2 separate regions of the Mus musculus genome follow, and region 2 is linked to region 1. Evidence: chromatin loops called from intact Hi-C (ENCODE). Cell type or tissue: heart. All regions are shown on one strand. Each heading gives the region's core, and the rest is flanking DNA. Links, peaks and the distances in the headings are about the cores only.

What was found. Hi-C counts contacts between places; a loop is a spot of excess contacts. Peaks named below come from ENCODE experiments on the same cell type or tissue, not always from the same donor. Only the 100,000 strongest peaks of a DNase experiment are listed, where the experiment ranks them.
Region 2: a loop joins it to region 1, with 4 times the contacts of the local background. A loop is called at or near these places in 1 of 42 quality-filtered maps.

Annotation. Positions count from the first base shown.
Region 1 is chr7:112,374,346-112,379,718 of GRCm38, reverse strand. It overlaps Micalcl (MICAL C-terminal like), which reads right to left and starts at 4,862. Exons shown (of 10, transcript NM_001381862.1): 1 at 4,350-4,862; 2 at 3,630-3,704. In heart, for the core only: a CTCF peak has its summit at 2,252 (motif pointing left); a DNase peak (open chromatin) is centred at 3,638; H3K27ac peaks cover 3,925 bases.
Region 2 is chr7:112,917,511-112,922,883 of GRCm38, reverse strand. No RefSeq gene overlaps it. Among named protein-coding and RNA genes, the nearest start is that of Rassf10, 34 kb to the left of the region's middle. In heart, for the core only: a CTCF peak has its summit at 2,873 (motif pointing left); DNase peaks (open chromatin) are centred at 4,163 and 4,813; H3K4me3 peaks cover 532 bases; H3K27ac peaks cover 611 bases.

The DNA.
Region 1 (5,373 bases), core at 226-5,225:
CAGGCAGGAAGTAATGTATCGCTTCAGAGATGTTTGAGAAAGGATGGCCGCTGGCCTCTGGGGAGGAGGGCAGTTCTAAACTGTGGGCAGCTGAAAGCATCTTGTCCTGCAAGAGCAGGATTCTGACAGTACGTCCCGGGAGGCCGTTTAGACCCACGTATACTGACACTTCCTGTCTCTCTTCCTCCTCTTCCCTTCCAACTCGGTAACCTCAAATCTGCAAGATCAGATATTTTATCTCCAGGGTGGAGCATTTCAAATAACTTATATTGAGCTAGATTCAGAAAAAAGCAGTCTTTCATGGGCATGCTCGGGGCGTTCTTCTCAGGCCACGACAAGCCTTTGTGGCCCTGAGCAGCGTTCCTTAGGCATATCCTGGGACTGTGTGTCATTAGTTTATTTTCCACCCAGTACCCCAACTCCCTGCTTCAACCGGCTCAGTGGCCCATTTAGATGTCTCTTCAGTATGTCCAACCAACAGGTTCTAGCTCATTTCTTAGCTCAACACAATTCCCAGGCTTCCGTTTTCCTCAAAGCTCTAGGTGATAGGTACCTGATCATGTACTCAAACTATGCTTCTGTTGCTCTGAGAAAATGTGAGGAACTTAATGACACAGGGTCAGGCATCTCTGGGGACGCACATCTGAAGAAAAGCTAAGTCTAAGTTACCTCCACCCAAAAAGAGTTTCAAACATCTTTCAGGGACAGAGAGCCCTTGGTGGACTTTCAGTATGATTTTTGCTCTCTTTATATAAAGATTAGCATGTTAGGCAGTGCATACCAGGTGTAGGCTCTCAAAAGATGGCTGCTGTACACGTGGTCCATGAGCTCCCATAGGGTACCCCACCCTTGCCCCAGGCTGTTTCTGAGGGGAAAGATAACCGGGGAACATGGCTGCTGTGGAGGTGGGTTAGAGGGAAACCCTGGGAGAAAGGCCATCAGCTGCCAGGAACTGATGCAGGGGAGGCGCTGGCCTCCAGCCCATTACCCACACCCCATCCCAGCCTGCAACATAATGGTTCTAGCCTAAAAAGGCAAAACTTGTGAGTGAGTCGTTGTCTTGCTTCCTGCCCCCAGTTACTAAATTCCTGCCAAATTCCGTCTCCCTCTCTTTCTCGCCCCCTCAATCTTCTCTCCCTGCCTGAATCAGGCTCCTTAAGTAGCCTCCAAAGTCTCCTCAGCTCCACAGACTGTCCCTTTGTTCCTCTGAGGAGTCACAGAGGACCTTGTGACACAGAGTCAGGGACACCTTGGGCTAGACACAAGCTAGACAGAGAGGTCTTGGGATCTATAAGATCATGATGCAGAAGCCGCTCCCCTCTCCTTCCTGTCATCCCAGGATCCATCCTTGCTGTGAGATCTCTGGTCACAACGTCCTTATCCATTATCTTAAAGTCAGAGGTTGTGGAAGGCTTGAGAAATGGGGCCTGGTCTCTCCCCTTGACTTTGTCCTTGGGCCAAGGCATTGCCCAAGGGCCAGGCAGGACTCCAGAGGGGAAAGAAAGGCCAGGGAGGAGCTGAGAGATGGGAAACCTCTTCCATGAGACTGATCATGATTTCAAGCTCCTCTAAAAGATGGGAAAGGGACCCCCAGGACCCCAATTTATTCACGGGAGCAAGTTACTCACCTCCAGTGTCCTTATCCAAAAGTACCGCCCGCCATGCAGACACAAGCTAGCTTAGCATGATTCGCATCCATTTCCTTCCCCTTGCACACAAACTATCTGGCAAATAGATAGACCCCTGGTCTGCCTCAGAGGCCGTGGGACACCCGGCCCAGCCAGGGTTGCTCTAACTCTTGGCTTAGGAGCTCATTCTTTATCTACCTCCATCCTCTTCTCCCATTCTTGCTGTGGAGCTCTGAGATGGCCCAGCCAGGCTGCTTTGTCCTCTGTAGGGCAAAGGGACTGAGTGCTCCTGGCTAGCAGGTCCTTTTGTGCCAAAGGGGTTGAAAAGTAGGCCCTGGACAGGATTATAGTCTTTGTGCTCGCTGGGGCAATTCCTTGTGCGACTTTCTCTTGTTTTTGTTTGACAGCGGCGGCCTTTCCCCCTGATGGTGACGTTCAGTTCACTCTAAGCCAGCTCAATTGGAAAGGATGCCTATGCCCTATATCCTATAAGCCTTGTTCTGGGGCATAGGGGTTCTTGACTTTCGGGGTTGACATGATGACTGGGATTCCGAGTACTACTGCTTCCTAGTAGGAAGGACTCTGTCGTCTCAAAGTCTTGGAGCGCCCTCTAGGGGCAGCATCCTGCAAGTCTGAACCCATATACTGTTTCATTGGGCCCTAATCCAACCAGTTTTTAAACTTCCTTCCTTTTTTCCTCTCTCTCTTTCCCCCCTTTTACACATAAACAAGAACTCCTTTGAACTAGACCTTGCTAGGTCACAGAAATAACAGGTTCAAGCCCTGTCTGCACCTAGCATGACTGTTGCTTAAGACTCACACCCTGTATCCATTAGTAATGGAATGCTAAAGTCTCCAGGTCTGTCCCCGAAGTCCACCTCTGAGTAGTAGAAGTCTGTCTTGTTTTTTTTTTAGAACCCCTGTCCCTGATGTTTGCCAAGCTCCTATCTCACCTCATGCTGGGAGCTTGCTGAGGACTGACTGAGCGCCCTGACACTGGTGGTACTCAACTGTTGGGATGGCTTTAGCACCCAGGAGGACTGGCCTGAGAGGGATCCTAGCGCTTGTTGTGGGGAGACTCCTGGAAACCTTAGTTCTCTCTGTCCTCTCAGGTTTGACACCTGAAGGAGCTCAGATGATTCAGGTGTCATCTTAGCTTGTTCCCAGGTATGCAGGCCTGGTCTGGCTCCAAAGGTGGCCCTTGGCCCAGGTAGACACAGGAGAAGTGGTGAGTCTGGGGGTTGGTGGGAAGTGACTCATTGGCCAGGAATCAAGCTGACTCGGAAGGAGGAAGAGCAGAAGCCCAAGGCCGTGTTGGGTCAGCCTGGGCAGATGGAGGTGGGAGAGAGAACATGCAGACTAGGGGAGGCAGAAGAGGGTGATGGGGTCAGAGCAGGGTGGACCCTCAGCTTCTCACTCAAGGGTCCTGGAGGAATTCTGTTTGCTGTGTGACTGTGTGTGCATGGTCACTGTAGACACTGTTCCTCTTGTGGGAGCTCTGAAACTCACCCGGGGCCAAGATCTGGAGAAGAAATAAACTCTCTCTCTCTCTCTCTCTCTCTCTCTCTCTCTCTCACACACACACACACACACACACACACACACACACACACTTATATTCTAGTGCAAGCTGCTATCTTCTTGCCTTGGTCACAATGGCATAGAACCAAAAGCAGAGGTGGGGTGGGGTTGGGATCTAGTCCAGTTTCTGGGACAGAACCAAGCACCCGTCTCTCAGTTTCCCTTTCTCATTTCAAACTTGGAGCTCATAGCTGCTACAGCTCTGTGAAACTACAGAATCTTAAGGTGCTGGGATTTCCGAGTAGAGGGAGAGGAATGGAGAGTTCCCAAATCCCTCGGCAATGATTACAGCCAGCAGTGGAAATCAAGTCAAGCTAACAGTTTTCCTTGCCCTTGGATTCCAGGCTAGGCCAGAGAAGATACCATGTAAGGAATGAGCGAGACTGCCCTCCCCCACCCCTCCCCCTGCCCATGACTCACTGGACTGGAATCTTCTTCTCCAGTTCTGGTATTTGCTTGGAGTTGGAGACTGGAGGCTATGGGCCCGCTGCAGAGCTGAGGAGGGAGTAAGAGACCATTAGCTGTGTAGGGGAGGAATTTGTCTCCCATGGCTTACTCACCAAAAGTTAGCAGGAAGATGCTTAGGATGGGCGGAGACACTTCTTATCATAGTGTACTTCTCTGACCCCCCTCCCATTATTCATTAATTCATTCATTCATTTACTCACTCACTCATTCATACACACGTCCATAAAATAATTATATAGGAGGCTGGGGAGATGGTTTGATTCCCTGCAACCCAGATGAAATGCTGGGAGCAGGAAGGAAAGCCTTCCCCAGGAAAGGGCACATTAATGAGTTGCCCAGTGCTAACTGGTCAGGCCTGGAGACACATACTAGTAACACTATATAAACAAGACAGGTTATTTTTAGAAATATATCTGTATGATACAAATACATATATGCATGCAATAGCAATTAAGGAAAAAGGCCATGATTTCAAGTAGAGGAGGGAGAACTGTCTAGGAGAGTCTGGAGGGAGGGAAAGAAAAGGAGAAATGTTGTAATTAGATTCCAATCTCAAAAAGTAACCTGGCTGTAGAGGCATGTGTCTGTAATGGCGGTAGTCCTACAGTGAGATGGGAGAATAGAAACATCAGGAGAGACCCTGCCCCAATAAAGTAGAAAGTGAGAACTGACTCCTGGAAGTTGGGTTCCTGCGGAAGCACTTTTGCAGGGCCCTGTGTGCTTCCCCTCTGCCTGGCTGGGCCTTGAGCACAGGCACTGGCCGCCCCGAACCTCAGAACAGATGTGGCATCCAGCTGCATCCTGTTCCTGTGCAGGGCTCTCAGGCACGGGCCCCCGTGCTTCCATCATAGAGAAAGGAGGGGCGTGAGCGCACATGTGAGGGGCAGAAGGTAGAACTGGGAGGTATGGGGGAGGAAGAGACCCCCAGGAGGGGTCTGGGTGTGGGAGAATGAACAGGGAAGGTTCGAACACAGAACTCTTTGGATCCAACACCTCTCCAGTGAATGTTCTCTCACCTCACTTAGACATCAGCCCACCCCTGTGAGATCCCACCCCTGTGAGATCCCACCCCTGTGAGCTGACTTGAGCACTGCCATGCCAGCCACTACCTGGGTTTCCTTTCTCAGGACCAGAACCTTCAGCTCCTTAGGGTCTCTGCTTTAACCTCAGTGGGATAGTGGAACTGATGGCTCAAGTGCCCCACTGGTGGTAATAGGCCACGTAGGCATAGTTTCACCATAGTGAGGTCATAATATAATAAGAGTCCTAGGTCAGAGGCCCGGCTCCATGGGTTCTGTGAAGCTTGGGTCGAGACATGTCCCAGGAGGCTCAGGTATTTGAATGCTTGGGCACTGAGAGGGCTGGACTCGGAGAATGTATAGCCTCACCCTTCTTCCCGTTCACTTTCTGCTTTGTGTTTGCTATTGGAGAGGTGAGCTCCCAGCTTCTTGCTCTGGCCGCCACCGCTGCTTGCCGCCTGCTGTCAGGCCTCCGTGCCATGCTGGACTCTCATCCCTCTGGAACCGTAAGCCCAAATAAATCCATCCTTTTCTAAGTTTGTCCTGGCCATGGTGTTTTACCCATATGTCAAGCTTTTCCCAGAGAAAGTGAGCAGACGCCATTGTGAAAATGCAGGTTAAGTATTTTAAACACCACAAAGCAAGCATTTGAGCCCATCTCTGGAGTGCTGATGTGA
Region 2 (5,373 bases), core at 151-5,150, 540 kb before region 1:
CCAGCGACTCAGGCAAGGTCAGCTGTGTCAGCTCAGAGACACAATGGGGACTACGAAAGGGCTTTGGGGCTCATTTTTGTTTACGTTGGTTATGAGTCTACATGGCTGCCTTTCTTCTGAAAGTACCTGGGGGTTTGAGAAAGCACAGCCTGAGGCGAGGCAGCCTCTGAACAAACAGAAGACGTGCTGTCCAAACAAAGAGCTGAGCACAGAATCGGAGCACCTAAGCGGGGGACCCTGGGTGTCATCTCTGCGTGGCATCCACACTCACTTGTGTTTTTACAATCCCATGGGATAAATACCACCAACAGCTTATGGGTGCTGTAGAAAACTCTTCCTGAGGAGTAGTAATCAAACATGGCACCTCAGCTAGGGCATCAACATCTTGGAACAATCCCACCAAAGTCCAACTTTGCCACCAATGCATCTACAGAGTTTACAGGGCAAAGGCGAGAGGTGAGTTACAGGGTGAAAGCGAGAGGTTACCTGAGTGCCTTCAAGGCAACACATCGCCAAAAAGTCTCACACCTGCACGGATGATGACTTCCTGTAGCTGCGTAGATGGAGTCGACCTTTGGCTAACATTCCATACTCTATACACCTCCTCTACACACCTCCAGAGACCCAGCGACCACATGCTTCTGGGGCCAAATTTACATACAGCTGGGAGGGGGCTGTAGGAAAGAGTGGCTAGAACCTTGGGTAAGAGCTTGGTGAACCCCAAAAGGTATTATAAAAGCTCAAGGGAGTGTGGGTGCCATGTAGAAATGACACACAGACTCTCTTAGATTAGTCTCCTCTCCATGTTCAGCTTCTTTGGACAGCTCATTCCCTGCTTGGCCCTGAATGAGACTGCTTCATCTCATTCAGGGACATCTTGATGGTCTCTCGTGGGCCGTTACAGTTGCTTTGAAGGCAGTAATGGCTGCTATGCTCAGAGAGTCTGGTTTGAGACTAGGTAATGCTATCCCCTCCCACTTATTGTGTACAGCAGCCATTGTCAGACATAGCCTTGCTTGTATCTATAACCACAAAGGCAAGGCAAAGCTAAATCCAGGCAGGCCATGAGCCTCGCTCCTCAGCTGGGTGACAATCATGGACTCAGCAATGGCACATGTCCTGTCTCTTATATGGACTCTGCTTGTCTCGTTGATGAGTTCTACCTGATATGGGTATGCCTTGGAATCTGTAGTTCACCTCCATTACATAGGAACACTTACAGCTCCATCTTCTTTGGACTCTGATATGCTTTGGGACTACCTCAGGAGTGACTGAGTCTTCTATGTAACTTCTAAATCAACCCATCGAAACAAAACTGTCTCAGGCTGCCAGAAGTGTAGGAGATTAAGTAGAAGGATCATTTTCATGGGGTTCCAACCAATGATGAGCTTCTGAGAACCTCAGAGCTTTGGGACGCAGAGTGAACTGAGGTGGGGTTGCAACAATCAAAAGGTTGCGTAGGCCCTTCTTACCATTCCAGTCTGCTTTCTACTGCGGTGGTAAAACAGCAACCAAAAACAACTTTGGGAGGGAAGGGCTAATTTGGCTTGTATGTGTTAGTCCATCATTAAGAGAAGCCAGTGCAGGAACTCAAGCAGAGCAGGAACCAAATTGGAAACCTCGAAGGAATGTTGCTTACTAGCTTGCTCCCCATGGCTTGCTCAGCCTGCTTTCTTATACAGTTGAGGTCCAGCTGCCCAAGGGCACCTCCCACAGTGGGCTAGGCCTTCCCACATCAATCATGAACTAGGAAAATGTCCACACAAACTTGCCTACAGGCCAAATCTCATGGTGTCATTTTTCTCACAAGGTTCCTTGTTGTCAATTGGCTCTCTCTGTGTGAAGTCAGCACACTTGGTAGAGAGAGATGAGCCAGCAGAGCACGGGCATAATCTGGGTGCCAGCTGTCCCGACAGAACAAATGATCTGACAGAACTGGGTACAGCCTGAGGGATTGCCGTCTTACACATATTCTCACTTACAGCACATGGAGGCGAGATGGCGTTCTTATACCTATCTTATTAGAGATTGGATTTGTGGAGCTGACATTGTTTTTTTTTTTTTTTTTTTTTTTTTTTTTTTTTTTAGAAAGTCAGTAGACAAGGATTCAAATCCATGTTATTCTACTTCATAGCTATGAGCCGTTGAAAAATTGCCCAAGTTGGAGTCCAGTGCCCTCCTTAGGAAAGGAGAGATGGCAATACAGACCTTGCTGGAAAACTGTCAGGATGAGAGGCAGCCCCATGGAGACCGATGCCAGCTACTTGGGAAGTCTTTGAAGGGGTCTGTCTTCTTTATAGGCAGCATAGCCCTGCACTGGACACCCTTCGCTGGCTCCCACTGTCAAGGTCAAAAGAGCTTTCGAAAGAGTTCAGGTTTTGCAGGAATAGCAACCACACATATGACCTTGACTGAGGGGTTCTGGGTTTTGCTTGTTCTGTTTTAGGTTTGGGGGTGGAGAGCATTGTTTTATTTTGAGACAGGGTCTCAATGCATCCCAGTCTAACCTTGAAATTGCTATGTAGCTGAAGATGTCCTTAAACTTGTGAACCTACAGTGCTGGGGTTACAGGTGTAGGACACTAGACCTGGTTCACAGTGTGCTGGAATGGAGCCAAGAGCATCATGTACAGTCCCTTGGCTTCAGGGTTTTTTTTTTTGTTGTTGTTGTTATTTGACAATTTTAGACAGCTGGCTGAATTCACTATGTTGCCCAAGTTGTCCTCGACCTCATGATCTTTCAGGTTGGCCTCCAAAGTTCTGGGGTTACCAGCATGTGCTTGTAATGGTTAAAAACATGAAGCCAACCAACCCTAGTAGTCTCTTCTATCCAAGCCGCCGGCTTCCAGGAGTGTTGACATGGCAGTTTGCTGCCCTCTGCTGTCCACAAGAGGAACGTACTAAAGTGGGTTTTTGTTGTTTTTTTTTTTTTTTTGGTTGGTTGGTTTGATTTGGTTTGGTTTTATTTTTTTAATTTCCAAGAACCCTGTGGCCCCAGGTGGCCCAGCCATACAAAACTTGCTCTACTTCTCTGAAAATAGCCCCAGAAATGGTAGTGCCAGGCCTGACTGTATAGTCTGAGGGGCCCAAAGACCTTGGTAAAATGTGTGACCTTGCAAGTTGTCCCCTGATTTCCATGAGTGTTACCCCTCCTTCTGCCTCCCTCTCCCCTCTTCTCTCTGTCTCCATCTACCCCTTCTGTCTTTCTGTATCTGTGTCTCTTTATGTCTCTGTCTGTCTCTGTGTTTCTCTGTGTCTCTGTCCCTGTATCTCTGTCTCTGTCTCTCTTACATGCACACACACACACACACACACACACACACACACACACACACACACACACACACACCAAAGACAAAACCTTTAAAAAGAAACACAGGAGGTTTTCTTTTTAAAACATGGTATTAAGCTAAGCTTTGGGCACTTATAAAGGTGACATCTTTATGTCCACCTGTGCCTTATGCCCTGAAACTAGGATGTCCTCATTTCTACCTGCTCCTGACATTAAACTCCTGGGCCACTAATCCCCTGAAGGATTTCCAGACGTTGCAAGATAGTAGATGGAGGTAAGTCTCTCCCTAACAGGATGGTCTTGTAAACAGAATTCTCTCGAGCAGACTCTATCACAAATCCAGCCTCTTTCCAACTCACTATTAAGGCCGGGGAGGGGGGGGGTAGGCAAAATCTCAGTACCCCCGTCCAGGCCCTGGGAGTCAATTCAGTCTTAGGCGCTGGTCCAGCAGAGATTCAGATGTCAATTCTGAACAGAGAAAGCTACATTGAGGACAGAGGAGACTTAAGACTATAGGGTGAGAAAATTCACTTAACAAAATTCTCCGAGAGATTATTCCAAAAGAGACCATGGGCCCACTGCTGTCACCTGCTACAAGGTAACTCGGTGTACATCTGGGGAAGAAGGAAAAAGGACGACGCAGAAAGACGCCAGGAGGGTTGGTGGGGGCGGGGCATGGCGCGGGCATCTCTGTGAGGGAATCTTGGCAGTGAGGTGGGGCAGCCTGGAGTGGATTCGGGGAACTGGTGATGTGTAAGGGGAGTGAAGCTCAAGATTAGCAGCAGTGGGAAATCACGCAGGCTCCAGACGGAGGCATAAGCACCCAGGGACCGCGCACACCGAGCCTCCCTCAGACTGGACCTGAGGGCATCACAAAATCAACTGTGCTGGTTCAGAGAATCCCTGGCTTCTGCACAGCTTCTATTCTTAACGTCTCCTGGCCACACAGACTGACAGGCAGCTGTCACAGGAGCGGGAGGGAGGAAAGCTCACAAGGTCAGAGCTCCTGAGTGACAGGACAGGCAAGGGTTGGGCATGCGCACACTCCACCTAGCGCCAGGGCTCATCTTCCGTGTCTATCTCTGTGGCCATGTGAAAAAGCCCTTAGCCTTGTTTCTTTGTCCTAGGGCTCTCTGTGGTCACCGTTCTCACTCTCCCTCCTCTGCCTCCTCCCTCCCTTCCCTCCGCCCCCACCTCTCCGTCTGTTTGTTTCCATCTTTGCTTTTTTCTGTCTAACTTTCCATTCTCCATTCTCTCTGCCTCTTTGTTTCCCATTAATGTGCTCACTGACGTCAAGGCCATTATGTGCATTACGTATTATTTTCCAATAAATATTTCCGTACAGCCGACGACAGTCGTCCATTTCTGTTGGTGGTTTTGCCCCCCCCCCCCCACCCTGTGGTTTTTAATCACTGAGTCTGTTGCCTGCCATCAGCTGCAGTCAGAGAAGAGCAAACGGACAATTTCACAAATAATCGACTCATGAGGTTTTAAGTTACATCCCAGTTTGAACACTGTGATGCAATCTCCAGCTGCTCCATCCTCCCTGGGGCATGACTGTTCCCTCTGTCCAGGGCATCCACAGTGTATATACTACCTAACCGTTTGTTACTTAGTAAGCCATCACCCTAACTCTGCTATATCTCCATGCTTGTGCTCAAGTCACCTTAACTCTACTTAACAGCATCCTGGAGCACCAGAGAGAGCATCAAGTGTGGGAGGATCCATCAACTCTGGGACTCTGTGGTCATGCTATAATTAGGACATCTTTGAAACTGCGGTTTCACACAGTCAATGAGAATCTTGGACTATGGCCCTCCTGAATAGAAAGAGAGAAGGGTATGCAAGCACAGCGTGACCTCTAACCTCATTCCCACCTCTGTGCCCAAATGTCCAGATGTGCTGACAAAAATTAATCCAAACTCCCTTTACTTTGTGACTAGATTCGAGACTGACCTCATGAGAAGACTCAGCAACTATAAAAAGGAAAAGACAATGTAACTCCCACATCAAGGGAACTGATACAATGTTCACTCAGTAAGACTTCTGTTCACAGAAATGATTACAGACACATCTGCTGGG